2 separate regions of the Homo sapiens genome follow, and region 1 is linked to region 2. A link is a loop called in an ENCODE intact Hi-C map of the cell type or tissue named here. Cell type or tissue: heart right ventricle. All regions are shown on one strand. Links, peaks and the distances in the headings refer to the core of each region. The heading gives the core; the rest is flanking DNA.

Region 1 (16,342 bases), core at 3,181-11,180, 130 kb after region 2:
ACACTTTCACTGGATAAGCAGAGTCCTTTCCTACAGGGTCTGAGAAGGCCACCACAGTCATTTCTTCCCTTCTGTCAGACATAATTCTTCAGTTTAGCCTTCCCACCTCAATACAGTCTGATAACAGACGAGCCTTTATTAGTCAAATCAGCCAAGCCTTTTTTCAGGCTCTTAGTATCCAGTGACAGACTAATGGTCTATTAAAAACACACCTCACGAAGCTCAGCCACCAACTCAAAAAGGACTGGACAATACTTTTACCACTTTCGCTTCTCAGAATTCAGGCCTGTCCTCAGAATGCTACAAGGTACAGCCCATTTAAGCTCCTGTATAGACGCTCCTTTTTATTAGGCCCCAGTCTCCTTCCAGACACCAGACCAACTTAGACTGTGCCCCCAAAAACCTGTCATCCCTACTATCTTCTGTCTAGTCATACTCTTATTCAGCGTTCTCAACTACTCATACATGCCCTGCTCTTGTTTACACTGCCAGTTTACACTGTTTCTCCAAGCCATCACAGCTGATATCTCCTGGTGCTATCCCCAAACCGCCACTCTTAACTCTTAAAGTAAATAAATAATCTTTGCTGGCAAGGCTATGCTGAACCTTCTTAGGCACTCTCTAATGAGATGTCCTAGGTCCTCCCAATTCTTAGTCCTTTAATACCTGTTTTTCTCCTTCTTTTATTCCATTTAGTTTTTCAATTCATACAAAACTGTATCCAGGCCATCACCAATAATTCTAAATGACAAATGTTTCTTCTAACAATCCCACAATATCACCCCTTACCACAAAATCTCCCTTCAGCTTAATCGCTCCCACTTTAGGTTCCCACGCCGCCCCAATCCCGCACGAAGCAGCCCTGAGAAACATCGCCCATTATCTCTCCATACCCTCATCCAAAATTTTCATCATCCCAACACTTTACCACTATTTCGTTTTATTTTTCTTATTAATATAAGACAGGAATGTCAGGCCTCTGAGCCCAAGCTAAGCCACCGTATCCCCTGTGGCCTGCACGTACACATCCAGATGACGGGTTCCTGCTTTAACTGATGACATTCCACCACAAAAGAAATGAAAATGGCCTGTTCCTGCCTTAACTGATGACATTGTCTTGTGAAATTCCTTCTCCTGGCTCATCCTGGCTCAAAGGCTCCCCTACTGAGCACCTTGTGACCCCCACTCTGCCCGCCAGAGAACAACTGCCCTTTGACTGTAATTTTCCTTTACCTACCCAAATCCTATAAAACGGCCCCACCCCTATCTCCCTTTGCTGACTCTCTTCGGACTCAGCCCACCTGCACCCAGGTGATTAAAAGCTTTATTGCTCACACAAAGCCTGTTTGGTGGTCTCTTCACACGGACGCGCATGAAAGGAATAGTATTTTCCAAGTACACATCTAAACTCCTGAAATTCTTCTGTTCGACATGTTTGCCCTTTGAAATCATGTTTTTGGAGTATTTCAAGCTAAACTTAATATCAGGTCCTGCTTCTCATAGTTCAAGTCGCTTGATCCCTATCTTTTTTTTTTTTCTTGAGACGGAGCCTTGCTCTGTTGCCCAGACTAGAGGGCAGTGGCACCATCTCGGCTCACTGCAATCTCTGCCTCCCAGGTTCAAATGATTCTCCTGCCTCAGCCTCCTGAGTAGCTGGGATTACAGGCGCCTGCACCGTGCCCAGCTAATTTTTGTATTTTTTAGTAGAGACGGGGTTTCACCATCTTGGCCAGGCTGGTCTCAAACTCCTGACCTCGTGATCAGTGGCTCACACCTGTAATCCTAGCATTTTGGAAGGCCGAGGCAGACAGATCACCTGAGGTCGGGTGTTCGAGACCAGCCTGACCAACATGGAGAAACCCTGTCTCTATTAAAAATACAAAATTAGCCAGGCATGGTGGTTGTGCGCCTGTAATCCCAGCTACTCAGGAAGCTGAGGCAGGAGAATCGCTTGAACCCAAGAGGCAGAGGTTGCAGTGAGCTGAGATTAAACCATTGTAATCCCAGGTACTTGAGAGGCTGAGGCAGGAGAATCGCTTGAACCTGGGAGGTGGAGGTTGCAGTGAGCTGAGATCTTGCCATTGCACTCCAGCCTGGGTGACAGGGCAAGACTCTGTCTCAAGAAAAAAAAAAAAGAAAGAAAAAAATAAAATAAAATATTTGTCTAGTAAATCTAACATCTTATTACCACAGGAAAAAGATAGTGATTGGTGATATTATGTAGCTTTATCTAAATATCTAGTTTTGAAAAATTTATTTCCCACTTATTCTTTTAAGGCAGTCAACAAAAATGTATTGAATGCTTACTATGTGCCAGATATTGCTGAATTTTAAGGAAACCTTTTGTTCCTTTCTCCCATCAACCCTTTCATAGATTTCTTTTTCTGGCTGGGTGCGGTGGCTCACGCCTGTAATCCCAGCACTTTGGGAGGCCCAGGAGGGCGGATCACAAGGTCAGGAGATCAAGACCATCCTGGCTAACACGGTGAAACTCCGTCTGTACTAAAAAATACAAAAAATTAGCCGGGCGCAGTGGCGGGCGCCTGTAGTCCCAGCTACTCAGGAGGCTGAGGCAGGAAAACCCGGGAGGCGGAGCTGGCAGTGAGCTGAGATCCCGCCACTGCACTCCAGCCTGGGCGACACAGCGAGACTCTGTCTCATTTAAAAAAAAAAAAGATTTCTTTTTCTGAAACAGTTTATACTTTACAGGAAGCACTTCCATCTGTTCTACTACTTCTCCTCCTCTCTCCCATCCCCCAAAATAATACCATCTAATTCAGAAAAATCAGAAAAATGGCTTAGTATAGACAAGGCAGTGTCTCAGAGAGGAAATGATACGGCTAGGACTAAGGGAGAAGGACCCTGTCCTTCAAAGAAGAAAGAGAGATTTCTGTTTCTTTGAAAGATTTAAAGTTACAAGAGTAAGAAGGATTTAAAGTTAGAAGAGTAAGAAGGATAAAGAATAAGAAACATCTGGATGAAAGAGGGTCCCTGAAACTTCTCAGTTGCTTGCTGATTTACATGCCATTAAACTTTTTCTGACAACTGTAACCCAGCTTATAGTCTTTGAAAATGAGTCATATTTATCATCAGTAGCACATATTAGGGACTCAGTCATATGTTATTAAGTAGCATTTCTTTAGTATTTTGTTACTGGACTTTTCATATGTGAATATCTTACGTTCTGAAATGTTTCCCTTGAAGTCAAAGAAAACACCTTCACATATGGTTCCTATAGTGTCTAACATGCTGAAGGTTTGCACAGTCAGGTTTCTTCCAATAAAAAACAAGCAAACTGTATACACATATACAAACTATATACATATATGTGTATAATATTATATGTATATAGTATTATATATGTAGTATATATTATGTATTATATAATACATTACATAATACATATATAATGTATTATATAATACACATATATAATACATTATATATGTATTATGTAATACATTATATATGTATTATATAATACACTATATATTATATAATACATTGTATAATACATTATATATTGTATTATATAATACATTATATATGTGTTATATATACATATATAATACACATATATTATATATATGTGTCATATAATATTATATATATTATATATGATGTGTATTATACATATATAATACACATATATGTATTATACATATATAATACATATATGTGTATTATATAATACATTATATAATACACATATTTTGTATTATATAAATTATATAATACATATATTATGTATTATATATATGTATATATATACAAGCTGTCAGGCCTCTGAGCCCAAGCTAAGCCATCATATCTCCTGTGGCCTGCACGTACACATCCAGATGGCCGGTTCCTGCCTTAACTGATGACATTGTCTTGTGAAATTCCTTCTCCTGGCTCATCCTGGCTCAAAAGCTCCCCTACTGAGCACCTTGTGACCCCCACTCTGCCCGCCAGAGAACAACCCCTCTTTGACTGTAATTTTCCTTTACCTACCCGAATCCTATAAAACGACCCCACCCCATCTCCCTTCACTGACTCTCTTTTCGGACTCAGCCCACCTGCACCCAGGTGATTAAAAGCTTTATTGCTTACACAAATCCCGTTTGGTGGTCTCTTCACACGGACGCACATGAAACAAACTATATATGTGTATGTATATAGTTTGTATATATGTATATACTTTGCTTGTTTATTTTTTTTTGAGATGGAGTTTTGCTCTTGTTGCCCAGGCTGGAGTAGTGGCACGATCTCGGCTCACTGCAACCTCTGCCTCCCAGGTTCAAGCGATTCTCCTGCCTCAGCCTCCCTAGTAGCTGGGATTACAGGCATGTGCTACCACACCCGGCTAATTTTGTATTTTTTTAGTAGAGACGGGGTTTCTCCATGTTGGTCAGGCTGGTCTCAAACTCCCAACCTCAGGTGATCCGCCCACCTCGGCCTCCCAAAAGTGCTGGGATTACAGGTGTGAGCTACTGCACCCGGCTTGTTTATATATATTATTTTTTAAATCTCTCAGGGTGTGGGGCAGGGCCTGCCCCACACCCTGAGAGATTTATAATTGGCTCACATGATTGTGGAGGCTGGCAAGTCCAATATCTCCAGGGCAGGCTGGACCCTATTTCCAAATTAAGTCACACTCGGAGATCCTAGGAGTTAGGACTTCAACATATAAATTTTGAGGGGGATACAATTTATCCCATAGCAGTGTTCAATAAATATTTGTTGGAAAAAAAAGGTTTTTCCCCCTAGGTATAATCTGAGCATGTGATCTCCATGTTTCTTTTTTCCCTCTTTGAACTTTCAGTTTTCTGTCATTTCTGACTTTAGGAAGCCAAATGTTGGTTTATGTGCTGTCTAAGCATGGGTGGGGTTGGGTAGCACCCTTATTTTCCCTGATGCATTCATATGCAAACTTTGGTACATTGCATATTCACTTGAATACATTTGAAAAAGGAACAGAGTGAAGCCTATAATTAGTAAGAAGGAGGGAGGAGACAGTGGCAAGCAAGGAGTGGCCCCAGCTTCTGCTTGTTCTTTCTTTTCTTTTCCTTAGTGTTGTGTCTTGGTTTGATTAGCCCCATGCTCTCTGGAGGTAGAACCTCAAATCAACAGTCCTGGGTGGAACAGAAACAGGCTCTTCTCCTCTGGCCTCCCTTGCAGTGAGGAGAGCAGAAAACTGACTTGCTGAGAATAGCATCCCTTAGCAGACAGGACTAAGCTGTCTCCTGGGAGGTTACCAAGTAAAGTGGGCTAATAGTTTTTGGAAAGCCCTTCGTGGAAAAGCAAAATAGTCAAAGAAGATGTTCACAGATGTAAGACCAAAGACTACCTGTGAAAAATAGAAATAATATGGAAATGCGAAAATAATACCCTTGAGCAGAATGGTGTGAAACAAAGTATAAAATACACAGAAATGAGTGAGGAAGGCTGGGATAATATAAAGACAGAAGACTTCCAAATACACCAGAATGAAAACATTTTCTTTAGCTGTACTGATTGGCAGTTATCATCACTAATTTTTTGGCACGAATAAATTGGAAATTTATGTCAGCACCCTTGGATAATAATTAAAAAATATATATTATAGGCCGGGCGTGGTGTCTCACACCTGTAATCCCAGCACTTTGGGAGGCCGAGGTGGATAGATTACCTGATGTCAGGAATTCGAGACCAGCCTGACCAACATGGTGAAACCCTGTCTCTACTAAAAATACAAAAAAAATTAGCCGGGGGTGGTGGGGGGGCGCCTGTAATCCCAGCTACTTGGGAGGCTGAGGCAGGATAATCACTTGAACCCAGGAGGCGGAGGTTGTCGTGAGCTGAGATCGTGCCATTGAACTCCAGCCTGAGCAACAAGAGTGAAACTCTGTCTCAAAAAACAAACAAAAACTATATATATATATATATATATATATATATATATATATATATATATGTTATGCCTAATATGTAGCATAACATGATAATATATAATTGATGTAATTCTTACTCCAGAAATACTTCTATTATTTACAATAAAGGTCCAAGTGTAAGAAGCCTTCGAAGTAACATATTATGGTGTCTATCTAAGCTAAAAGTCTCAAGTCAGGATTCTGATACCCAGAGCAAATCCAAGCACGCTAACCCCTTTACAGAATAGCCTTCCACACGGCTCCGTTTCGCCCATATGCACCACATGAGATGTCAACAGTAGGGTTTTATGCAGCCTAACTTTGGGAGATTATTAAACCCTGGACATTTCCTCCCACCAAATTCCAGACAGGTTATCAGACTGATAGCTGCATTTAAATAGATTTTAAAATGGATCAGAAGAGATAAAAATCACTGGTGGGCCGATTTGACTGATGGAAGTGGTAAAGGGAGTCAGCAGCTCTAGCTGGAGGGGCACTCACCATCTACGGAGGAGTGGGTGTTCACAGACCTGGGCGATTGCTCTTAGCAGGAAGAGTGATGGGAACCAAGGAAAACAAGACCGCAGTGGCTCATGCCGGTCATCCCAACACTTTGGGAGGCCATGGTGAAACCCTGTCTCTACTAAAAATACAAAAATTACCCCAGCATGGTGGCGCGCACCTGTAATCCCTGCTACTCAGGAGGCTGAGGCAGGAGAATCTCTTGAACCTGGGAGGTGGAAGTTGCAGTGAGCTGAGATCACGCCACCGTACTCCAGGGTGGGTGACAGAGCGAGATCCTGTCTCAAAAAAAAAAAGTTTATGGAGTTTATGTAGAGTGGTAGAGTGACCCAAAACTCAATTGAATATACTGGTTTTCCCTGTGTCCAAATCAAACAGAGCCTCCAGAGACCATCACAATTTTACAACCTAACCAAGAGACGGTGCGTGCATGTATGTATGTGCCTAGTGTGTGTGAATTAGGGGAAACATGGAGAAATTGTTTATAATTCTTGAATCTATTCTTTGATGTGTTTCATTATTTTTGGAAAATTCTCATTTCTTGTCTCTTCAAACATGTCTTCTGCTTGTTCTTTCTCGTTTCTCCTTCTAAGATTCTGATAATATGTATGCTAAGCCATTTGATATTGTTTTATAGCACTTGAAGATAATTCAAGTGCTATAAAAATTCAAATTATTTGAAAAGAATTCAAATGATTTTCACTCTTTTTTCTTGTTGTGTTTGTTTGGGTAATTTCTATTGACCTAACTTCAAGGCAATCGATTATTTCCTCAGCTATATTCGTATTGTCAAGGTTATTAATGAGCCTGAAGAAGGAGCTGCTCATCTCTGATACAGCATTTTCTTTTTTTTTTTTTTTTTTTTTTGAGACAGGATTTTGTTCTGTTGCCCAGGCTGGAGTGTAGTGGTGCGATCTCAGCTTGCTTGCGACCTTGGCCTCCTGGGCTCAAGTAATTCTCCCACCTCAGCCTCCCAAGTAGCTGGGACTACAGATATAAGTCACCACACCTAGCTAATGTCTTTATCTTACATAGACACAAAGTCTCCTCACTATGTTACCTAGGCTGGTCTCACACTCCTGGGCTCAAGTGATCTTTTTGCCTTGGCCTCCCAAAGTGCTGGGATTAATAGGCTTCAGCTACTGTTCCTGGCCTGATATTGCATATCTTATTTTTGAAACTTCTATAAAGTCTGTCATGTTTAGTATTTCAGGAAGTCGATCACTTCCACCTTTCTTTTGAAATCCACCCCTGACACCATCTCCTCATGTCTGTTGTCCTTTTTTTTTTTTCATGAGCTCCTTTGACATATGACTCCTGGGCATTTTAAAGTCTCTCTCTTTTATTATAACATGGAGGGCAGCTCTGAGCCTGGTTCCATTGATTACTTTGTATCTTCACAGGATGTTGTTGTCATCTTCTTCTTCTTTTGATACAACTTGTAATTTTTCATTGATTGCCAAACATCTTGTGTAGAACAGGAGAGATTTAAATAAATAGTATTTGTGACTAGAAATGGACACACCTCTTCTCAGGCAGTTAGCTTGGTGGATTGAGTTAATCTAGTTAAAAGGTGAACTGTGCAGGTTTTGTAATTGCCAAGTTTACTTTCGGTACATCATAGGCTTCAAATTCCTTTTGTGATGCCTTATGCTTAGGGTGGCATCTGGAGTGCTGGCTATTTCTCAGTGTTTGTGCCCCACCCTCAGCTCTCGTTCTCCTCTGTACACCACACAGCAGACCCCACAGAGGTCGTCTCTCTGCACGTTCATGCCCTCTGCCAGTGGCGGACTGCTTAGTTACTTGGTGCTCTTGCTCGGGTAATGGTGAGGGGACAGGGTGCTTCTCTGTTGCCCTCTTCATCTTCTATCTTAGGTAGGTTTATATGCCTGGGCCCTGGGGGATGAGTATTTCTGCCCCACTCCTTATGCCAGGCTGCCAAACCCTGCTTTGAATTTGTGGCTGGTCTTGGGTGGGAAAGATTTTTTTGTGCTCCTCCTTCAGTTTCAGGAGACCTCTAAAAGTATTAGCTTAGAACTCTGGGCTCACAATTGCTCCTTGTCCCTCCCTCGGACTAGGGTCCTCCCTGCTCTTCCCTTGGTAACACCTGTGCCCTGGGAGCAACAGTATTTGCCAGTCCTCCCCAGGGTCTTAAGGCTTTCGAGAGAGGAGCATGGGCAGCTGGGGCCTTTTCTGCAATGATAGCAAATACGGTCCTTGATGCCCATAGTACTGAGGGGGCTCTTTGTAGTCTCCCACTTGGCCCCCAGTATTTCCTGTGAACACCTGGTAGAGGTCATGGAAAGGAGCCTGTGGGTAAGTAAAGCCCTCCTTGCTTCTGTGACACCCAGAGGCTCCTTATAGTCACTCTAGTCTGCACTAGGCCTCTAGCAATTTATGAAAAATGTAGCTGCTTTCTTCTTGCATGCTTGTATGATGGCCTAAATACCTCCCATACTCTGGCACTGATGAGACACTCCACCCATCTGGTCTCTGCTCATGAGGATTGCATGTCCTTGAATTTCAGGCTACTTAGCTTACCTGCAACCTCAGCTCAGCTGTTTTGTTTTCTTTTGTTTTGTTTTGTGATGGAGTCTTGCTCTGTCACTCAGGCTGGAGTGCAATGGCGTGATCTCAGCTCACTGCAACCTCCACCTCCTGGGTTCAAGCAATTCTCCTGCCTCAGCCTCCCGAGTAGCTGGGATTACAGGCATGCACCACCATGCCTGGCTAATTTTTTTGTATTTTTAGTAAAGACAGGGTTTCACCATATTGGCCAGGCGGGTCTCGAACTCCTGACCTTGTGATCTGCTTGCCTCAGCCTCCCAAAGTGCTGGGATTACAGACGTGAGCCACCGCCCCCGGCCCAGCTCAGCATTTAGGTTCAACTTTTGGTTTAAGAAAAGTGATTTTGCAGTTTGTCTGGCTTTTTCATATTGTCAGAGAGGGGGCAATGCACTTTCCAGCTTATTTTTATTTTTTATTCTTAGAGACAGGGTCTTGCTCTGTTGCCCAGGCTGGAGTGCAGTGGCACAATCATGGCTCACTGCAGACTTGAAGTCCTGGGCTCTAGTGATCTTCCTGCCTCAGCCTCCCAAGTAGCTGGGCATGTGACACCACACCTAGCTAACTTTTAATTTTTTTTTTTGGTAGAGATGGGGTCTTACTATACTGCCCAGGTTGATCTCGAACTCCTGGCCTCAAACAACCCTCCCACCTTGCCTTCCCAAAGTGTTGAGATCACAGGCTCGAGCCACCAAGCCACACTCTTTCTAGCCTTTCAAATTCCAAGTTAAAGTGGAACTTGCCACATGTCGTTTTGTATCACTTTCCCCAACCCCTTTCTTTTCTTTTTTTTTTTTTTTTTGAGACGGAATTTCACTCTTGTTGCCCAGGCTGGAGTGCAATGTTATGCTCTCAGCTCACTGCAGCCTCCACCTCCCCAGTTCAAGTGATTTTCCTGCCTCAGCCTCCCGAGTAGCTGAGATTATAGGCGCCCACCACCATGCCTGGCTAATTTTTGTATTTTTGGGAGAGACAGGGTTTCGCCATGTTGACTAGGCTGGTCTCGAGCTCCTACGGATCGGCCTCCCAAAGTGCTGGGATTACAGGTGTGAGCCGCTGCACCAGCCCCAACCCCTTTCAATTAGCATTGCAAATAATTCCCCTTATCATGAAAACATTATTTTTAATGGCAGCAGAGTATTGCTTTATATTAACATGACAGTTTATTCAACCGAACTCTTTATGGGGCATTGTAATAGACTTAATGTTTTATGTTTGCAGCTCTTTACACCAACACTTTTCCTACTGTAGTGATTTCTTTGAACAATTTCCCCTCCCCAACTCCCTGTGGTTCTAAAGGGGTGGCCAATCACAGTACCCCATCACCCTGGCCTTTAGGTGGGAGAATGACCCAGGCCCTGCCTATCATACCCTCCTGACTACAGTGACTGATTCAGAGGTGAGCCAGCGAGAGAGGGAGGAACACAGTCCTTCTTCGGGAATTTCTATAACATAGGTGAAAAATTTTGTCAGTTGGGGTCGTGGAGCTGAACGAATATGGCTTGAGGGCTCCCAGCTGCCGTCCTCCCTACGACTTGAAGAAAAGCTTGTGTGCAGTAGGAGAAAATGAACCAATCAGAGACAAGTACACAAGAGAGAAGGACTGGGAGGAGTCGGCCCTGGCTGCACCACGTCTCCACTCCTGGGCTGTCAAGTTTTTCAAGGTGCTCTGGTTCCATAAGCTCATTCTTCCTGTTGGATCCATTCCAGTTACCAAAAACACTTTTTTGTTTAGGCTGGTTTGATATAGGATGATCATTGGTCCCAGAGAGCATCCTGGCTAATCTATTTTATTATTTTATTTTATGAGACAAGTTCTCACTGTTGCCCAGGCTGGAGTGCAGTGGTGCTATCATGGCTCATTGCAGCCTTGAACCCCTGGGCTCAAGCAAATCCTACCATCTCAGCCTCCAGAGTAGCTGGGACTACAGGCGTGCACCACCACACTCAGCTAATTTTAAAGAAATGTTTTATACAGACTGAAACTGCCTTTGCAAAATTGTAACAGGAAATTATGACAGTGCAAGAAGTCAGACCTAACCGACTCTATCTTGCTTCTAACCCTTAAGCTGTCCTTGTTTATTCCTGGGCATAGGCCGAAGTAACTTTGGGAAGGAATTCAGTTCATGGTTTGACTCTGAAACAAAATTGATAACAGCCCTTTCCCAAAAAGACCCCCTTCTTGCCCGGGGTCCAGTCTGCCTTTGTAGGACTAACAGATTAGCTACAAGATTAGAAATTACAGTTTAGAGGCCGGGTGCAGTGGCTCGCGCCTGTAATCCCAGCACTTTGGGAGGCCAAGGCGGGCGGATCACGAGGTCAGGAGATCGAGACCATCCTGGCTGACACGGTGAAACCCCGTCTCTACTAAAAATACAAAAAATTAGCCGGGCGTGGTGGCGGGCGCCTGTAGTCCCAGCTACTCGGGAGGCTGAGGCAGGAGAATGGCGTGAACCCGGGAGGCGGAGCTTGCAGTGAGCCGAGATCGCGCCATTGCACTTCAGCCTGGGCGGTAGAGCCAGACTCTGTCTCAAAAAAAAAAAAAAAGAAATTACAGTTTAGAGGTCATGCAGCCTCTGGCTCCAAGAGTCTGAACCTCCCCAAATTGCTCCTGGGGATAACATCACTGCTGTAAAACCTAAGATCAGTAATTGAGTTATTTTGCAGGCCCTGCACTCCATGGGATCAGCTGACACCACACAGACCAGTCATCTGGCCCAACCAGTTCTGCCATCTCACCCAGGAACAGAAGACATTAAGAAAATCTAACTTCGACCCTCTATGATTCCATCTCCAACCTGAGCAATCAGCACTCCCCACTTCCCAAGCCCCTACCTGCCAAATTATCTTTAAAAACTCTGATCCACGAAGGCTCAAGGATTTAAGTAATAATAAAACTCCAGTCTCCCACACAGCCGGCTCTGCGTGAATTACTCTTTTGCCATTGCAGTTCCCCTGTCTTGATAAATCGGCTCTGTCTAGGCAGCAAGCAAGGTGAATCCATTGGGTGGTTACAAAACGGGGTCTCACTATGTTGCCCAGGCTGGTCTCAAACTCTTGGGCTCAAGCAATCCTCCAGCTTCTGACTCCCAAAAGCTGGGATTATAGGCATGAGCCACTGCACTTAGACTAATTTATATTTTAGGTGACTTCTAAGTATTACCATCATAAAGAACACTGTGGGCTGGGCACGGTGGCTCATACCTGTAATCCCAGCACTTTGGGAGGCTGAGGTGGTCCCTGGAGCTCAGGAGTTCGAGACTAGCCTGGGCAACATGGTGAAACCCTGTCTCTATTAAAAATACAAAACAATTAGCCAGGAGTGTTGGTGCCTACCTGTGGTCCCAGCTACTCAGGAGGTGGAGGTGGGAGGATCGCTTGAGCCCAGGAGGTCAAAGCTGCAGTGGGCTGAGATTGTGCCACTGCACTCCAGCCTGGGTGATAAAGTGAGACTCTACTTCAAAAAAATAAAAAATAAAGAAAAGAAAAAAAAGAAAGAACAGTGTGAAAAAACTCAGTGTTACACTTGTGCATACATGCATGCTGTCCTTTTTTTCCTCATTAAGAAACATTTCCAGAGTAGGAGTTGCTGAGTGAAAGAATATGCAAATCTCAAAGGCTTTGGTGTGTATTACAAAATTGCCATGAGAAAGTTATCCACATTCTATTTTCTCTAGGACTGTGTGTGTCCCTATTTCCATACAGTCACAACAATACTGAGTAGTATTAATTTTTTTTTTTTTTGAGACAGAGTCTCGTTGTGTCACCCACGCTGGAGTAAAGTGGCATGATCTCGGCTCACTGCAACCTCCACCTCCCGGGTTCAAGCGATTCTCCTGCCTCAGCCTCCCAAGTAGCTGGGACTATAGGCACCCACCACTATGCCCAGCTGATTTTTTTTTCTTTGTATTTTTAGTAGAGACAGGGTTTCACTATGTTGGCCAGGCTGGTCTTGAACTCCTGACCTGGTGATCTGCCCACCTCAACCCCCCAAAGTGCTGGGATTACAGGCGTGAGCCACTGTGACCGGCCAAGTTTACTGCTTTTCTATTGAAACTGTTCTCATACCCGTGTTCCCAACTACACCTTAATTGAATAATAAAAGAAAATAAGGACATTAAATGAGAACAGGAATTGGAATGAGACCAGAAAAAAAGGGAGGAGTTCAAAATATGTTCTGAGAGCTTTACCATTATGAATACTCAGCTCTGGTTTTCCCCCAAAACTGGCTGAACCAGTATGGATGTTCCAGGCAGAAACAACTTTAAAGAAGTGAATAGTGGCCCTACCCTGGTCCACCACCTAACCTGGTGGTTACAGAAGGAGGAACACAGTCCTCCTGTGTTCCAGGTGCCAGGAGGTGACTGACTATAGCATCAGTCATCACTGCACACCCTACCTGGAATTAGTATATAAAGCTACGCGGAGCGATCTCTGCCCCTGACCCTGGAAAAATCTGTCTCACCCACAAAGATGTGGGCTCAGCTCCTTCTAGGAATGTTGGCCCTATCACCAGCCATTGCAGAAGAACTTCCGTGAGTGCTTGGTGTCAGAATTGGTTTATTAGGGCAGCGGCTTCTTCGCCTAACTTTCTCAAACATTTATATGGAGATGGGGAGATCAACTTTGGTTTATCTTAATTTCCTCCTCCTTTTTTCTCTTCTTTGGTTCCACTGATCCTTTACCCAGAGAGGGAGGCTGACGCATGAAGAGGAAGCTTTAAAAAAGATAAATATTAAAATGTGCCCTGTTTTCTGAAATAGGCCTAATTTCCTCCTTGGTGCTCTAGGCATGTGTGCTCGGTGAGGGCCTCCTGATGGCGGAAGTTGAAGACTGTGCACTGAGTCGTTGCCCCTCTGCTTCTTGTAGAAAATGAGGTGCATAAGGAAGGCAGGGGCTTGGTCTGTCTAATTCACTGCTACTTGCTGAGCGCTTAGGAGAGTGCTGGATTTTTCGAGTGAATGAATCATTATTGCCCTGAAATCCTTCTGCTCCTTTAATAGAAACTACCTGGTGACATTACCAGCCCGGCTAAATTTCCCCTCCGTTCAGAAGGTTTGTTTGGACCTGAGCCCTGGGTACAGTGATGTTAAATTCACGGTTACTCTGGAGACCAAGGACAAGACCCAGAAGTTGCTAGAATACTCTGGACTGAAGAAGAGGCACTTACATTGTATCTCCTTTCTTGTAAGCACAGACTCAGCCCTCACTCGAATCCCTTACTTGCCTATTCTCCTCCCTAGGCTCACTATAATCTACTTTAAGTATAATTTCTGTTATCTTTTGCCACGGCCTCTAAACCTATTTTTTCTCAACTTAACCTCAATCCCCGGCTATAACTCACCCACGGTTTCCTCGACCTAGGATTTCTCCCTTTAGTTCCTGACCTTAATTCTTCCTCGTGGTAATTTGTTTTATGTCTCTATCCTTGCTACCCCCATCTAACTCAGCTCTTTCCTTTAACTCACTGTTGGGTTGAGACCAGTTGATTCTGTTCCCCCAATCCCTTACCCCTCCCCAGAAGTCCCCTTTCTTGGTCAGGTACCACCTCCTGCTGGTGGCACAGAAGAAGTGGCCACAATCCGGGTGTCGGGAGTTGGAAATAACATCAGCTTTGAGGAGAAGAAAAAGGTTCTAATTCAGAGGCAGGGGAACGGCACCTTTGTACAGACTGACAAACCTCTCTACACCCCAGGGCAGCAAGGTAAGAGTCACATATTTGGGGTTCGACTAAAACCTGGGGAAACCGCTGTGCACAGGGGTAAAGAGGGGATTTGTGGTTTGACAGTAGGCTTTGGAAAAAAAGGAGTGCAGAGGAGAGGAAAATCTGGGGGGATTAAGTAGTGCAAGTGTTGAATACATGCTGCGCTACACAAGCAAGAGAAGTAGGTGGGGGTTGCTACTGAGTTTGTGTATCTAAAACAAAAGTACACATTTCTTCTGGAATAGAATTTGGCAAGTATAACTGGGTTGCTGGGCCTTACAACAAACTGCTTGTAAATGGCTAAGAAAGCACTGAGGGCATTTGGCTTGAGCTACTGGGGTTTTTTTTTTTTTTTTTTTTTTTTTTTGTATTTGTTCATTCGTCCTTACAGGGGCACTTCATTCTGAGATTTCAAAGTCAGGCACCCTGAAAAGAAACTATGTTTGGGTTTTTTTTATTTTTTTATTTAAAATTTTTGTGGGTACATAGCTGGTGTATATATATTTATGGGGTAGATGAGATATTTTTATACACACACACAATGTGTAATCATTACATCAGGGTACATGTGTATCCATCACCTCAAGCATTTATCATTTCCTTGTATTACAAACAATCCAATTATACTCTCTTAGTAATTTTTAAATGTGCAATAAATTATTGTTGACTGTAGTCACTCTTTGTGCTAAAAACTACAAGATCCCTAGATCTTATTCATTCTAGCTAAATATATTTTTGTACCCATTAACCATTCCCACCCCACCCCTCATCCTGCCCACCATTACCCTTCCCAGCATCTGGTAACCATCATTCTGTTCTCTCTCTCTCTTTCAAAAAAATTTTTTTCCTTTTACCTTATTTTTTTCCACACACTTAAAAATTATTATTCTATTCTCTATCTCCACGACTTCAATTGTTTTAATTTTTAGCTCCCACAAATAAATGAGAACATGGAAAGTTTGTCTTTCTGTGTCTGGTTTATTTTACTTAACATAATGACCTCCTGTTCCATTCAGGCTGTTGCAAAGGATGGGGTCTCATTCTTTTTTATGGCTGAATAGTACTCCATTATGTATGTGTACCACATTTTTTAATCCATTTTTTATCATCTGTTCATAGACACTTAGGTTGCTTCCATATCTTGGCTATTGTGAATACTGATGCCATAAACATGGCAGCACAGATAGTCTTTGATATACTGATTTCCTTTCTTTTGTATATATACTTAGCAGTGGGCTTGCAGGATTATATGGAAGCTCTATTTTTAGTTTTTTTCAGAAACCTCCAAACTGTTCTCCATAGTGGTTGTACTAATTTACATTCCCACCAACAGTGTATGAGGGTTCTCTTTTCTCCACATCCTCACCAGCATTTATTATTGTTTGTCTTTTGGAAAAAAGCCATTTTAACTGGGGTGAGATAATATCTCATTGTAGTTTTGATTTACATTTCTCTGACAGTCAATGATTTGAGCACCTTTTTTATATACCTGTTTGCCATTTGTATGTCTTCTTTTGAGAAATGTCTATTCAGATCTTTTTGCCCGTTCTTTAATCTGATTACTAGATGTTTTCCTATACAGCTGTCTGAGCTCCTTATATATTCTGGTTATTAATCCCTTGTCAGATGGGTAGTTTGCAAATATTTTCTTTCATTCTGT
Region 2 (16,342 bases), core at 2,884-10,883:
TAGCCGGGATTACAGGTGCCTGCCACCACACCCAGCTAATTTTTGTATTTTAGTAGAGACAGGGTTTCACCATGTTGGCCAGGCTGGTCTTGAACTCCCAACCTCAGGTGATCCACCCACTTTGGCCTCAAAATGCTGGGATTATAGGCGTAAGCCACCACACCTGGCCCTTTTCTCACAATTTTAAGAAAAGCTGTCACAGAAGAACCTCTTTGTTGCTGAATAATACAGACACATTTCAGTCTTATTTTCTTATTTTCTGAAACATTAGTCATTGCTGACCAGTCCCTACTTTTGAAATGTCCCCTCCTCTTGACATCTATAATATCACAGTCCTTGTCTTCCTCTTAACACCTCTCTACTGTTCTTTTACATTTCTTTTTTCTTCTTCTTCTGTTTACTCTTAAGTGCTGGTTTTCAAGGTTTTGGCCCGGCCACCTCTCTTTTTACTGTACTTTCTCCCTCTCCTTAATCCACTCCCAACTCTTCATTTACCATCTATTGGTTTATTCTCCCAGATCTATGCTTCAGTCTAACCTCTATCTATCACCTAAAATAATCAAAAGGGTCAAGATCTAATTTCAAAACAGTTTATTCTGGTACAAAGAGTGGAAACATCAACTCCAAAAGAAGGAAGTCAGCTTTGTGAAGTCAGGAAGTTAAGGGTTCATTTATATAGACAGAGGAGCCTTTAGCAGGATTACAACTTTTTTTAGACAAGGTTGGCACATAGTTATAGCAAACTGATTGGTTATAAAAGTGTTTCTTTTTGGGAGAGTACATATAGTTGTTTTCTTGTTTTTCTTTTTTTTTTTTTTTAACGGAAGTGTAATAGTCATGGGTTTTCTGTCATCTGGTCTAAGCAAGGCAGAACAACAAAGAAAAAGTTAATCTGTAACAAAGGTCATTAATTAAGAAGGCAGGAGGTTTTTGTCCCTGACGTCGTTAAATTTTCTCTAGTCATTGTGCAGGACAAGAAAAATAAGAAAACAAGTTAATCTATAATCTGAGAAACATGCTATAGCCATATGTGACTCAGATCAATCTCATCTCTGTCAAGGTTTAAATGTTTTGGGGGGTTCCAACAGCTTTTCTTTTTGAGACAGGGTCTCACTTTGTCACCCAGGCTGGAGTGCAGTAGCGTGATCTTGGCTCACTGCAGCCTCGACCTCCTGGGCTCAAGCTATCCTCCCACCTCAGCTCTCCCAGTAGCTGGGACCACAAGCGTATACCACCACACTCAGCTAATTTTTTGTATTTTTTGTAGAGACAGGTTTTCACCATGTTACCTGGGCTGGTCTCGAGCTCCTGAGCTTGAGTGATCCCCCAGTCTTGGCCTCCCAAAGTACTAGGATTATAGGAGTGAGCCACTGTGCTCAACCCCCAACAGCTTTTTTTTTTTTTTTTTTTTTTTTTTTTTTTTTTGAGACAGAGTCTTGCTCTGTTGCCCAGGCTGGAGTGCAGTGGCATAATCTCGGCTCACTGCAACCTCTGCCTCCCGGGTTCAAGTGATTCTCCTGCCTCAGCCTCCTGAGTAGCCAGGACTACGGGTGTGCACCACCACACCTGACTAATTTTTGTATTTTTAGTAGACACGGGGTTTCACCATGTTTGCCAGGCTGGTCTTGAACGCCTGGCCTCAAGTGGTCCACCCGCCTCGGCTTCCCAAAGTGCTAGGATTACAGGTGTGAGCGACCACATGCAGCCCAACAGCTTTTAAATTATATTTATTTTTACATATCTATGTCCTCAACTCTAAGTCTGAATATGCAATAGCACATCATTGTTTGAACATCCCATAGGCACCTTGAGTCAGACAGGCTTTAATTACAGGAAACCGACTCAGGAAGGGGAAAAGCTAAAGAAACACTCTAGTCTGAGCCCCCAGGAGTGACTACCAAGGGACTCTATTGCTTCTCCACCATCTAGGGGCCACCTTCCAAAATTGGAATGTCACCACTCGGGCATGAGAGCCACCCTGGCCGTGCTATAGTCCACACCAAGAAATCAGATGCTCACTCCTTGCTGCTGTTCTCACTGAGCTTGGTTTTTAATTCAAGTCTCATTCTAGGGTATACAGTCTGGAATCTAAATCACATTCAAACTCTAGCTGTAGGAGAGTCTTGAATATGTAGTTTTTCGTTTTCCACCACCTGTAGTACAGGAAAAGCTCAAGGAAAAAGTGTGGATAAATGTTGAGCAAGCTAAATCCCTAATAGCTCAACATGTCTGGGACAGAATTGTCATCTTCCCGCACAGTGCACCCCCACCCTCAGCTAAACTGGTGCCATGATCTACTAAGTTACACAGTTGAAATATGTGTGAATCATCCTCATTTTCCTCAGTTTCTCTCTTTGCCTAACTTGAGTCCCAGCACATACACCACACCCTTTATCACACACACCACACCCTTAATCACCAAAATCCCATTGAGCCTACCTCCTTAATATTGTTCAAATCCATCCATCCTCTATTCTTTCCACACGGCTTCAGCTCTGTTCAGTCATTACTCTTAACAGAGTCCTAAGTGATCCCCCAGTTCCCATCCACACTTCCCCATCTTTGTGATACAAAGCAGCCAGAGTAATCTCTTTAGCACTAATCTGATTAAGTCATTCCCTGGCTTAAAAACTATAAAGACTCTTCATTATCCTTAGGATGCGGACGAAACTCCTTAGCATGACATACATAGCTATTCATAATATTTTTATGTTGTGTCATCAGAGCTCCAACCCACCCACCCCAGAACCTTTGCCCTTTTTTTTTTTCTTCTTTTTTTGAGACAGGGTCTCACTCTGTTACCCAAGCTGGAGTGCAGTGGCACAGTCTCGGCTCACTGGAACCTCCACCTCCTGGGCTCAGGTGATCCTCCCACCTCAGCTTCCCAAGTAACTGGGACTACAGGCATGCGCCACCATGCCTGGCTAATTTATTTTTATTATATTTATTTATTTATTTATTTATTTATTTTTGTAGAGACAGCATCTTGCCATGTTTCCCAGGCTGGTCTCAAACTCTTGGACTCAACAATCAGCTCACCTTAGCCTCCCAAAGTGCTGGGATTACAGGTGTAAACCACCATGCTCACAAACCCAGCCTTGCCCCTTGTTTTTTAGCCATACTGAATTACTTGCAGTTCTTCAAAAGCTCAGAAGTCTTTCTTATTTTTCTTTTTTTTAATTAAAAATTTTTTTTTAATTTAAAAATAGAGACAGGGTCCCACTATGTTACCCAGGCTGGTCTCGAACTCTTGGACTCAAGTGATCCTCGCACGTTGGCCTCCCAAAGTGCTAGGATTACAAGTGTGAGCCGCCACACCTGGCCGGTCTTTCTTTTTTTCTTTTCTTTTTTTTTTTGAGATGGAGTTTCGCTCTCGTTGCCCAGGCTGGGGTGCAATGGTGAGATCTTGGCTCACCGCATCCTCCGCCTCCCGGGTTCAAGCGATTCTCCTGCCTCAGCCTCCCGAGTAGCTGGCATTACAGGCATGCACCACCACGCTCTGCTAATTTTGTTTTTAATAGAGACGGGGTTTCTCCATGTTTGTCAGGCTGGTCTCGAACTCCCGACTTCAGGTGATCCGCCTGTCTCGGCCTCCCAAAGTGCTGGGATTACAGGCATGAGCCACTGCGCCCAGTGGTCTTTCTTATGTCTAAGACATTGGCAAATAATTTCAGTCTTTGAAAGAATGCTCTGCAGACAAGATGCTGCCAGAGGCCCTAACTTCTGGAATGCGGGGCTGTGTTCAGGAGAGACTGTTCAAGTTCTGTCTTGCATTTCCCTCATTGTGGTCACTGAGAAATGGCATGGATTCCAGCTGGTGCAGGGGATGCAAAGGAAAATTAAGCTCATTTTTCAGGATGATCTGACATCAGATTTTTACCTATTTAGCAGATTCTGCATTCTTTATGTCACTGAAGATGATTCAGTAGCCAGATAATAGCTACATGAAGAGGCTTGGTCAGGTTAGGAATTCCAGTAATCTTCAAGGGGTTGTATTCGTTGAAAAAACTCATTTGAGTGAGCAATACTTTCCAGCCATACAGAAGTTCACTGTGCTTTACCTTGGGATGGCCAGCCAGATGGAAGCATCCTGCCTCACCATCCGGTGAATTGAAGAGCAAACCAAAGAGCTCTGGAAAAATCATTTCTCAGGAAGAAAGGGGCTCTGTTTTCTGAGCCATTTATTCTTTGTTTTTGTTTTTGTTTTGAGACGGAGTCTCACTTTGTCATCCAGGCTGGAGTGCAGTGGTGGCATGATCTTGGCTCACTGCAACCTCCCCCTCTCGGTTCAAGTGATTCTCCTGCCTCAGCCTCCTGAGGAGCTGGGATTACAGGCACCCGCCACCACCACCACGTGCCTGACTAATTTTTGTATTTTTAGTAGAGATGGGGTTTCACCATTTTGGCCAGGCTGGTCTTGAACTCCTGACTTCAAGTAATCCGCCCGTGTGGGCCTCCCAAAGTGCTGGGATTACAGGCATGAGCCAGTGCGCCCAGCCCATTCCTTCTTTGAAATGTGCAGCAGATTCCAGGAGTTGGAAAAGTTAAAGCCTTCCTTTTGCTTCAGAAGTTTCCAAGTACCCAGGAACTGAGTAATGATTCCATCTGAGAACTCAAGCAGCTTTTTGGACAAGAGGTAGCACAGCAAATCCTTGCCTTCTTCACACAGTCCAAGTGATGCACGGCCTCTTATCTACTATGTATTCTCTTTTAGACCACGAACAATAAGGTCTTGTATTCATATTTAAAAACCAAGAAAAAGATTTCTTCTCACAGCAACTAGTGAAAGATGAGGTGAGGCCTGAGCGAAGCCTGCGAGTCATCCTGCTGTCAGAGGCATGTGAACCAGAGCAACTCCATCTTGAATAGGAGCTGGGTAAATGAGGTTGAAACCTACGGGTCTACATTCCCAGATGGTTAAGGCATTGTAAGTCACAGGATGAGACAGGAGGTCAGTACAAAATACAGGTCATAAAGACCTTGCTGATAAAACAGGTTGCAGTAAAGAAGCCAGCCAAAACCTACCAAAACCAAAATGGACATGAGAGTGACCTCTGGTACTCCTCACTGCTACACTCCCACCAACACCATGACAGTTTACAAACGCCATAACAACATCAGGAAGTTACCCTATATGTCAAAAAAAGGGAAGGCATAAATAAGCCACGCCTTATTTTTTTTTTTGAGACAGTCTCACTCTGATGCCCACGCTGGAGCGCAGTGGCGCGATCTCGGCTCACTGCAAGTTCCGCCTCCCAGGCTCACGCCGTTCTCCTGCCTCAGCCTCCCGAGTAGCTGGGGACTACAGGCGCCCGCCACCACGCCCGGCTAATCTTTTTTTGTATTTTTAGTAGAGACGGGGTTTCACCATGTTAGCCAGGATGGTCTCCATCTCCTGACCTCGTGATCCGCCTGCCTCAGCCTCCCAAAGTGCTGGGATTACAGGCGTGAGCCACCGCGCCCAGCCAGCCACCCCTTATTTAGCATAGCATCAAGAAATAACCATAAAATTGGGCAACCAGTCACCCTCGGGGCTGCTCTGTCTTTGGAGTAGCCATTCTTTTATTCCTTTACTTTCTTGATAAACTTGCTTTTGCTTTGCACTGTGGACTCGCCCTGAATTCTTTCTTGCGCGAGATCCAAAAACCCTCTCCGGGGGTTTGGATGGGGACCCCTTTCCTGTAACACCGCTATACTGTCTGGGTTCAGGCATTGAAGTTATTGGACTGCAGAGGGCACTGCCTCATTCAGTTAAGATGAAAAGCGTCGCTAGAGATCTTCCTGAGACAGCCAGGGACTCTCATTCCCAGCAAAATGCCAATTACGGCAGATTTTAATGTGTGACCTTGACCTTCATCTATTACGGAAAGGTCTTCTAAAAAGTTTTGTGTGCTACATCTAAAAGATCCATCTAAAGGAAACAAACTTACAATGAAGCATTGTGTATTACAAGCCCCTTGTTCCTGGGGTCAGAGCTGCTGTTCTTCAGGTCTGGTCTTTTTTTTTTTTTTGAGACAGGGTCTCACTTTGTCACCCAGGCAGAAGTGCAGTGGCACAATCTTGGGCTCAAATGATCCTCCCACCTCAGCCTCCCAAGTAGCTGGGACTATAGGTCCATACCACCACGCCCAGCTAATTTTTGTAGAGATGGGGTTTCACCATAGCATAGGGACACCATTCTTAGGCTGGTCTCAAATTCCTGAGCTCAAGCGATCCACCCTCCTCCGCCTCCCAAAGTACTAGGATTACAGACATGAGCCACTGTGTCTGGCGGTTCTGGTCTTCATATACCAGTGCTTTGAGGGCTGCTGCCAATGTAAACAAACAATTGTACAAAAAAAAAATATGTTGAATAAGTGTGGTATAATAAGAAATACATTTGGTCTTTGGGCCTGGTTCCTGTCACAGAGATCTTAAAATCCTTGGAATTTCCTGAGTGATAAGAGTGTCTTTTGTTATTCACAACAAGCCCCTGATGTTGCGTAACCATCAGTCACACCTGAACTTGTGCTACGTTAATGCATGACGTAAGGTGTGGCTCCTATTCCGGATGAAACTGCTCACGTAAAGACCAAGGGATAAGAGGACTGGAACTATCAGCCCCACCCACTGACCTTCGGGAAGCAGGCTGGAGAGGGGGCTGGAAATAAAGCTCTATAAAAACTCATGAACAGTGGGTCTTGATGAGCTTCCGGGTTTATGGATTCGTGGGCTGCTTCCACCTGCTAGGAGGGTGGTGTACTCTAACTCAGGGACAGAAGCCCCTGTCTGTGCTCAGGACTCTTGCAGACCTCTTTACCTGGCTGTTCATCTTCCATAATCAACTGGTAAGTAATATGTTTTCCTGAATTCTGTGAGGCATTCTAGCAAATGATGGAACTCAAGGAGAAGGTCATGGGAACCCCCAAATTTATAGCTGGTCAGTCGGAAGTACCGGGACTTTCAACTGGCATCTGGGTGGGAGCAGTCTTGTGGGACTCAGCTCTAAACTTGTGGGATCTGACATTGACTGCAGGTAGATAGTGTCAGTATTGAGTTGGATTGTAGGACACCCAGCTGGTGTTGGAGAATAGGTCAGTGTGGGGAAAAAAACTCGCACATCTGGTGTCAAAAGTGTTCTGTGTGAGGGTGTAAAGAAACAAGTGTATTTCTTACAATACATGCATTAAAAAACACATAAAATTAAAGGAATCAGAATTCTTCAAAGTGGAGGGAAGAACATGTAGTTCCTAAATCGGGACACGAGAGGGCAACAAATAACCTCCAGAGTCTTGTCGTCGAACTGCTTTTCTTTCCAAGGGGTTTACACTTCCCGTTGGTTGCTAATATAGTTCATGTAGCAAGAATATTGAACTATGCCTGACAGGATGAAAGGCTCCTAATAACTAAGACCTGTACTTCATTTATAGTCGGTTTCCTTCTCAATGCCAGGCACTGCGTTGAGTACTGATATTTTAAAATGATGAGTCAGTCAAGGAGTCAAGAATTTACTGGGAAATGGCCGGGTGCGGTGGCTCACGCCTGTAATCCCAGCACTTTGGGAGGCCGAGGCGGGCGGATAACGAGGTCAGGAGATCGAGACCATCCTGGCTAACACGGTGAAACCCTGACTCTACTAAGAACACCAAAAATTAGCCGGGCGTGGTGGCGGGCGCCTGTAGTCCCAGCTACTCGGGAGGCTGAGGCAGGAGAACGGCGTGAACCCGGGAGGCGGAGCTGGCAGTGAGCCGAGATCGCGCCACTGCAGCCCCGCCGGGGGGGAGGGAGCGAGATTCCGCCTCAAAAAAAAATAAAAATAAAAATAAATAAATTAAAAAAAAAAAAAAAAAGAAACGAGGTTTCTCCATGTTGGTCAGGCTGGTGTCTTACTCTGACCTCAGGTGATCCGCCGGCCTCAGCCTCCCAAAGTGCTGGGATTATAGGCGTGAGCTACCGCGCCCGGCCTGCAACTACTGATCTTTTTAACATCTCCATAGTTTTGGGTTTTTCCTGAATGTCATATAGTTAGAATCATACAGTATGTGGACTTTTCAGATTGACTTCTTCCACTTAGTAATATGCTCTTAAGGTTCCTCCATGTCTTTTGGAGGCCTGATAGGTCATTTCTTTTTATTGCTGATTAATATCCCATTGTCTGAATATACCACAGTTTATTTATTCCTTCATCTACTGAAGGACGTCTTGATTGCCCACAAGTTTTGGCAATTATGAATAAAGCTGCTATAAACATTCATGTGCAGGTTTTTGTGTGGGCACTAAGTTTCCTCTCCTATGGATGAATACCAAGGAGTATGATTGCTGGATCATATGGTAAGAGTATGTTTAGTTTTGTAAGAAACCACCAATCTGTCTTCCAAAGTGGCTGTCCCATTTTATGTTCTACCAGCAATGAATGGAGTTTCTGTTGCTTCACAGCCTCCCCAGCATTTGGTGGTGTCCGTGTTCTGAATTTTGGCCAATCTAATAGGGGCATAGTGGTATCTTATGTTTTAATTTTTATGCCCCCAATAACATATAATGTGCAGCACCTTTCCATATGCCCATTTGCCATCTGTATATCTTTGATGTGGTTTCTGTTCAGATATTTTGCCCATTTTAAAAATTTAGGTTAAATTGTTGTTTTTAATTGTTCTTGTATTATTTTAAATAATATGCCTTTTCCAGAAGTGTCTTTTGCAAATATTTGTTCCCGGTCTGGCTTGTCTTCTCATTCTCTTGACATTCTCTTTAGCAAAGTAGATGCTTGTAATTTTGGTTTTTTGTTTGTTTGTTTGAGACAGAGTCTCGCTCCTGCCGCCCAGGCTAGAGTGTGGTGGCACGATCTCGGCTCACTGCTACCTCCACCTCCCGGGTTCAAGCAATTCTCCTGCCTCAGCTTCCCAAGTAGCTGAACTTAAAGGCGCCTGCCACCACACCCAGCTAATTTTTGTATTTTTAGTAGAGGTGGAGTTTCACCATGTTGGCCAGGCTGGTCTCAAACTCCTGACCTCAAGTGAACCACCCCCCTCGGCTTCCCAAAGTGCTGGGATTATAGGCTTGAGCCACTGCGCCCCACCAATGTTTGTAATTTTGATGAAGTCAAATTATGAATTTGAGTTCTCAATTATCTCTAAGTTCTTTCAAAGGATTATGCCTTTGGTGTCGTATCTAAAAAGTTATTGCCATACTGAAGGTCATCTAAATTTTCTCTTTTTTTTTTTTAGATGGAGTCTCGCTCTGCCACCCAGGCTGGAGTGCAGTGGCACCATCTCTGCTCACTGCAACCTCTGCCTCCCGGTTCAAGCGATTCTCCTTCCTCAGCCTCCCGAGTAACTGTGACTACAGGCACACGCCACCACACCCAACTAATTTTTGTATTTTTAGTAGAGCTGGGCTTTCACTATGTTGGCCAGGGTGGTCTGGAATTCCTGAGCTCCAGTGATCCACCCGCCCCCGCCTCCCAAAGTGTTGGGATTACAGGCATGAGCCATCACACCCGGCCTAAATTTACTCCTATGTTATCTTTTAGGAGTGGTATCTTTTGCATTTTGCATATAGGTCTGTGATCCATTTTGAGTAAATTTTTGTGAAGTGTGTAAGGTCTGTGTCTACTGTGTAGATTCTTTTTCTTTTTTTCATGTAAATGTCCAGTTGTTCCAGCACTTTTATTTTTTGAGACAGAGTCTCACCCTGTTGCCCAGGCTGGAGGGCAGTGGCACAGTCTCGGCTCACTGCAACCTCCCAGGTTCAAGTGATTCTCTCACCTCGGTCTCCTAAGTAGCTGGGACTACACGTGCATGCCACCACGCCCAGCTAGTTTTTTTGTATGTTTTGTAGAGACGGGGTTTCACCACGTTGTCTAGGCTAGTCTTGAACTCCTGAGCTCAGGCAGTCTGCTCACCTCGGCCTTCCAAAGTGGTGGGATTACAGGCGTGAGCAACCGCACCCAGCCTGTGTTTATTTCAAATTACACTTGCTCATCACTGATATATAGGAAAGCAATTAATTTTTGTATGTAAACCTTTTATCCTGCAATTGTGCTAGAATTGCTTATTAGTTTCAGGAGCTTTTTTGTAAATTCTCTTAGATTTTTTATATAGGCAATCATGTCATCTGCGAACAGAGTTTTATTTCTTCCTTCTCAATCTGTACACATTTTATTTCCTTTTCATGTCTTGTTGCACTAGCTAGAACTTTCAGTATTGAAAGTAGTAAAAGAAGCCATGCTTGCCTTGGTCCTTTGTCTTAGTGGGAAAGCTTCCAGTTTCTCACCAACATGATGTTAGCTGTAGTTTCTTTGTAGATGTTCTTTAAGCAGTTGAGGAAGTTCCTCTTTATTTTCAGTCTTTGGAGAGTTTTTATTTTTATCCCATACTTCATTTCAAAATGCTGAGAGGTTTCTTTGTTGTTTTGTTTTGTTTGATCATGAATGGGTGTTGGATTTTGTCACATGCTCGTTCAGCATCTATTGGTATGATCATGTGATATTTCTTTAGTCTGTTGATGCGATGGATTGCATTAATTGATTTTTCAAATATTGAGTCTGCCTTGGTTGTGGTATATAATTCTTTTTATTAAATTGTTGCATTCCGTTTGCTAATATTTTGAGGATTTTTACATCTTTATTTATGACAGATACTTTAATATCCATAGGATTTGCAGTGATGCCTGCTCTTTCATTTCTTACTTTTTTTTTTTGAGATGGAATCTGGAGCCCAGGCTGGAGTGCTGTGGCGAAATCTCGGCTCACTGCAACCTCCGCCTTCCGGTTCAAGTGATTCTCTTGCCTCAGCTTCCCAAGTAGCTGGAACTACAGGTGTGTGCCACTACGCCCAGCTATTTTTTATTCTTTTTTGAGACAGAGTCTCGCTCTGTCTCCCAGGCTGGAGTGCTGTGGGGCAATCTCGGCTCACTGCAACCTCCACCTCCCAGGTTCCAGCGATTCTCCTGCCTCGGCCTCCCGAGTAGCTGGGACTACAAGCGCCCACCACCACGCCCGGCTAATTTTTGTATTTTCAGTAGAGACGGGGTTTCACCATATTGGCCTGGATGGTCTCGAGCTCTTGACCTTGTGATCCGCCCACCTCGGTCTTCCAAAGTGCTGGGATTACAGGCATGAGCCACCGCGCCCGGACTAATTTTTGTGTTTTTAGTAGAGACAGGGTTTCACCATGTTGGCTAGGCTGCTCTCGAACTCCTGACCTCAGCTGATCCACTGATCCACCCACCTTGCCCTCCCATAGTGCTGGGATTACATTACAGGTGTGAGCCACCGAGCCCTCTCCCCCTTCCCTCCCCTCCCCTCCTCTCCTCTCCTCTCATTTCCTTTCCTTTCCTTTTTGGAGACGGAGTCTCACTCTGTCACCCAGGGTGGAGTGCAGTAGCCCGATCTCTGCAACCTTCGCCTTCCAGGCTCAAGCAATTCTCCCACTTCCGCCTCCCCACCACAGACGCGTGACACCATGACCAGCTATTTTCTTTTTTCTTTTCTTTTTTTTTTTTTTATTCAGGGTTTTCTTTCGTTTTTGAGACGGAGTCTCGCTCTGTTGCCCAGGCTGGAGTGCAGTGGCGCGATCTCGGCTCACTGCAAGCTCCGCCTCCCGGATTCATGCCATTCTCCTGCCTCAGCCTCGCAAGTAGCTGGGACTACAGGCGCCCGCCACCACGCCCGGCTAATTTTTTTTTGTATTTTTAGTAGAGTCGGGGTTTCACCGTGTTATCCAGGACGGTGTCGATCTCCTGACCTCGTAATCCGCCCGCCTAGGCCTCCCAAATTGCTGGGATTACAGGTGTGAGCCACCACACCCGGCCTCCACTGACTTTTAAAAAGTTAATGCTATATAGACAGCTGCATATATATAGCTGCAGTGTTCAATCCTATGCAGATTTGGAGAGGGCGCCACACAGGAATTATGGAGAAATCAGCGATTATGAACTTTAGTGCATCAGAATCATCAATGTATAACAAAATGAAGAATCTTCAGCTCTTTCTCTAAGGATTTCAATCTGGTGTGTCTGTGGTGGGGTAAGAATACGTACTTGGCGACCACCTTCAAGTGATTCTGATTCAGATGATCTCATTAAATGCAGGCTTTCTTACTTCATACCAGTATTTCTCAAATTTGAGTATGTACCTGAATCCCCCGAGGGCATGATTGCCAGATAAACACAGGATGATCCGTTTACTGTGAATTTCAGATAAACAATATAATTTTTTTAGTATGTGTCTCAAATACTGTAATATTTGGGCAAATAATCTAAGTAAAATTCAAATGTGCTTCCTCTCTAAGCATCATGAGTACTTTCAAATTAGGAGTTTAAATCTCCCTTGTGGCAGATATTTGTGATGATGATTTTGTCTTTTTAGGACATTTCAAAACATACAACCTCATCAAAGGATTTTCCTCTTCATTACTGTTTCTCCTGTTAACTTTTTCTTAGTATCTCCATCCTCCTTCTGTGGTCACTTCTGAAACAAAAAGCTCCAGAGAAATGTTACAACTTATTTTTCATACTTTTTCCTCTTTTCTTTGTTTCTCCTTTTATTTTCACACTTCTTGCTCCATTTCCTCTCTCTGCCTCTGCTCTCTCGTCTTTCCTTTGTAAGTCCCCAAGTTGCCCTGGACAAAATGAAATTTCTACCAGGGCTCCCCTCCTTCCTTTCTTCCTTTCTGTTTTCTTCTCTTTTTCCTTCCTTTCTGCTTTCTCCCTAAGCCATCCATGTCAAAATTAAAATCTGTAGGAACAAATTAGGGAGTCAGGGTACTGGGGACCAGCCTACATTATTGTGTTCCAGAAGGAGAATCTGTTCTGACAGTCCTTTTGCTAGAGCAAGTTCCAAGTCAGGAAGAAAAAAAAAAAAAAAAAAAAAGCAGGTGACCTGGGAGAGCTTCAAGAAACAATTGCTTTGCCTGGGGATCTGTTGGGAGAGTGATGGATGGCACTGCAGTTAGGACTTGGAGAACTGCAGGAAAAGGAGGGGAGTCATTGCCAGGCAGCATGAGGGGAGGAGGTGTCTAGAAGAAACAGCCATTCAGGAAGAGCTTATGAAAGGGGTGGAGAATGCACTGCCTGTGTATGCTGCAAGACCTTTCTGCAGACATTGTGTCTTTGTGAGCTGACTGCAGAGGCCATGTGCATGTGAAATGTATGAGAATGTATGTGTTGCTTATTTCAGATCATGTATGAACCTGTATGAATTGCTGACTGCAAGAAACGGGAGTGGATTGTTGAAAAGATCTTGCAGCCAGAGTGCTTGTTTGTGGTTGTGTGGTATGTGTGGCTTTTTGCCAAATGCACTGTTCTGATTCCAGCTCTGAAAGTTTAGTGGAAGTCTGGCAGATTAAGCCAAGACACAACAAAGTCAGAATTTAGAAGAAAATATGGGGGCAACATGAGAGGGAAACAGAAGCTGTTACAATAAGAGACAAGAAAAGCGAGATTTAGGGAAAGGGGAATGAGAAAACAGAAGATAAATAATAGAAATTATTTTCTTAGAAAGGAAAATTTTGAAGAAGAGCAGAAAGAAAAACAACACATTCTTTCAGATATAGGCACTGCATACTTTTAGTTCTCCTGGTACTCCAGTGACATAGTTCTTAGTCTCCCCCATTTCTTTCTGGATGGTTTATCTTGAAATAATGTATATTACAGGTATATTTTGGTTATACCAGAGGATTTTTAAACCTTAACAATTATTCAGAAATGAGCATTACTGTTTTTATATAATTAAAAAAACTTGTTGTTGTTAAAGGAGGGCTGTTGAGCATAATGAAAGTTTTGATCCAGGGATTAATTGAACAGGATTAGAGAATTTTGTGTGTGTGATTAAAATAATGTGTGAAGTGCATGACGTATTTCTTTCTTTCTTTTTTTTTTTTCTGAGGTGGAGTCTCGCTCTGTTGCCCAGGCTGAAGTGCAGTGGCACGATCTCGGCTCACTGCAGCCTTGGCCTCCTGGGTTCAAGAGATTCTCCTGTCTCAGCCTCCCAAGTAGCTGGGATTACAGGTGCCCGACACCACACCCGACTAATTTTTTCTATTTTTAGTAGAGACAGGGTTTCGCCATGTTGGCCAGGCTAGTCTCGAACTCCTGACCTCAGCTGATCTGCCTGCCTCAGCCTCCAAAAGTGCTGGGATTACAGGCGTGAGCCGCTGCACCCGGCCATGCATGACATATTTCAAAACAGGGATAATAAAATACACCTTATCTCCACATTCTAAAGATCTATGGTTATTACTTTATTAGCAAAATTTAACAGGGGCTACTTATACCTGGAATAAGATATTTAACTTAGTCATGAGATTTTCTTCTAGATTTGGTAAACACAAGGACAGCATAACTTTTAGACTGAATGTGGGCTGAAAAGAGACGTCCTCGTTGGGAGCAGCCTAGTTTTGCTTTGTTGCCAAAACATTGTAACTATATATTTTGACTTCAAACTGCAACCATTACAATCTCTCTTTCTCAGCATTTTGCTCAATTAATATTTTAAACCAAAATAATTAATAGAAATTATATTTCTAACACTACTTTGCTCTATTCATTAATCTGTCTTGTTTCATTCAGCCATATTTTCCTCCTGTACTTCCTACTCTTTTTTCCATCTGCCTCTCTTTGTTATTTCTTCCTCTCTGTCACGTTTCCCTGGATTTGATTAAAGTCTCCTTCACTTTTTCCTCACCTTTCTCTCTTTTATTGAAATCACTCCTTTTCAGGTTTGTCTTTCTCCCCAGTCCTTTCTCCGGTGTCTTTGTCTCCAGCAGAGAGGGTATGGTGGTGATGCGGAGGTGGGGAATGAGGCCTGGGAGAACGCAGGCTGGGTATAGGTAGGAGAAAATGGGGCTTCAGCTGTTTCTGCAATCAGCCTACAAAAGGCTGACTTAAAACCTGCCTCTGTAAATCCCCCCTCTTCTGCGCCCTCAAAGGGTCTCTCTACTTCCCCACCTTAAATTCCACCTCCCCCATCCCCATTTCTCTAGTGACATCACTCCTTACCAGCTGTGACTGTCAGGGACTCTGACCTACTTTTGCCCACTCTATTAGGCAATAAGCCATGTTTTCTCCACTAAACTCAGGATTTTCTGCTAAACCCTCTTTGTCCCAGCATGTCAGTGGGTCCCTTTTTAAACCTCAAAACATTTTACAGTTTCCTACAATACAGTCATTTTTTCATGCCTGAAGTTCGAGAAAAAGCATAATTGATAAAAAGATTCTATGACTGTAGAAAATCCATTTATGACTTAAATGGAGTTATACTTTATCAAAATAGAATCCATACATATTTGAAGAATCATGTATGTGTTAGTAACAATTTTTTGTTGAATCTTTAGAGGTGATGCTCAGTTAATGGATTCTTGGGTCCTTTGTGGCAAATTATAATGTATGTACCATTATTTTTCACGTTAGTAAATGCTACTGAAGCATGAACCCAAACAGCAGGCATTGATATCTAAGTAAAACTTTACTAAGAAGTGGGGGGAAACTGCAGACAATCCTTTTTATAGTCTTCGGAGGGATTACAAACAGTGTTTGACAAAGCAGTTAAGAGCATGTACTTTGCTACTCGGATTCAAATCTTGGCTCTGCTATTTTGCTAGCTGAGTGACTTCGGACAAGTTACTTAACCTCACTGTGTCTCCGTTTGCTCATCTGTAAAAAGAAGATACTCCAGGCCAGGTGCAGTGGCTCACGCCTGTAATCCCAACACTTTGGAAGGCCAATGCAGGTGGATCATGAGGTCAGGATATCGAGACCATCCCAGCCAACATGGTGAAACCCCCTCTCTCCTAAAAATACAAAAATTAGCTGGGTGTGGTGGTGCATGCCTGTAATCCTAGCTAGTTGGGAGGCTGAGGCAGGAGAATCACTTGAACCCGGGAGGCAGAGGTTGCAGTGAGCCAAGATTGTGCCATTCCACTCCAGCCTGGCGACAGAGCGAGAGTCCGTCTCAAAAAACAAAACAAAACAAAAAAAGAAGATAATCCAAACCCAGTAGGGTTAGAACACTCCATGTTCTAAGATACGATAGGTTTATTATGAGACTGGGGACAGTGATGTAACTATGTGTTTCAAGTATTTCTGTGGTGTGATCCTCATGCCTAAGTCTACCTTTACCATTTATTTATTAAGCAAGTATCTAAGTTGTCTGTCCCAGTTACCCAGAAAAGTTCTGCGAAACAATACGAAAGATGGGAACCTGTATGAGTGCAGTAGCATGATCATGGTTCACTGCAGCCTAGAACTCCTGGGCTCAAGCAATCCTCCTGCCTCAATCTTCCAAGCAGCTGGGACTATAGGCATGTGCCACCACACTTGGCCAAATTTTTTTTTTTTAAAGTTTTTGGTTTTTGTAGGGGTTGGG

What was found. Hi-C counts contacts between places; a loop is a spot of excess contacts. Peaks named below come from ENCODE experiments on the same cell type or tissue, not always from the same donor. Only the 100,000 strongest peaks of a DNase experiment are listed, where the experiment ranks them.
Region 1: it touches region 2 in a loop (7-fold over the local background); 73 of 110 quality-filtered maps call a loop at or near these places.

What each region holds. Positions count from the first base shown.
Region 1 is chr12:8,809,201-8,825,542 of GRCh38, forward strand. The region is part of intron 1 of A2ML1-AS1 (A2ML1 antisense RNA 1); the gene reads right to left. It overlaps A2ML1 (alpha-2-macroglobulin like 1), which reads left to right and starts at 13,421. Exons shown (of 36, transcript NM_144670.6): 1 at 13,421-13,513; 2 at 13,982-14,165; 3 at 14,520-14,682. The coding sequence starts at 13,452. RefSeq lists enhancers at 858-1,598, 1,599-2,340, 5,227-5,753 and a silencer at 10,173-10,467. In heart right ventricle, for the core only: no CTCF peak of the experiment used is centred there; no DNase peak of the experiment used is centred there.
Region 2 is chr12:8,674,992-8,691,333 of GRCh38, forward strand. It overlaps a transcript of RIMKLB not described here and the pseudogene LOC101060064. Among named protein-coding and RNA genes, the nearest start is that of RIMKLB, 15 kb to the right of the region's middle. In heart right ventricle, for the core only: CTCF peaks have their summits at 5,723 (motif pointing right), 5,926 and 7,241 (motif pointing right); DNase peaks (open chromatin) are centred at 6,620 and 7,260; H3K4me3 peaks cover 985 bases; H3K27ac peaks cover 1,807 bases.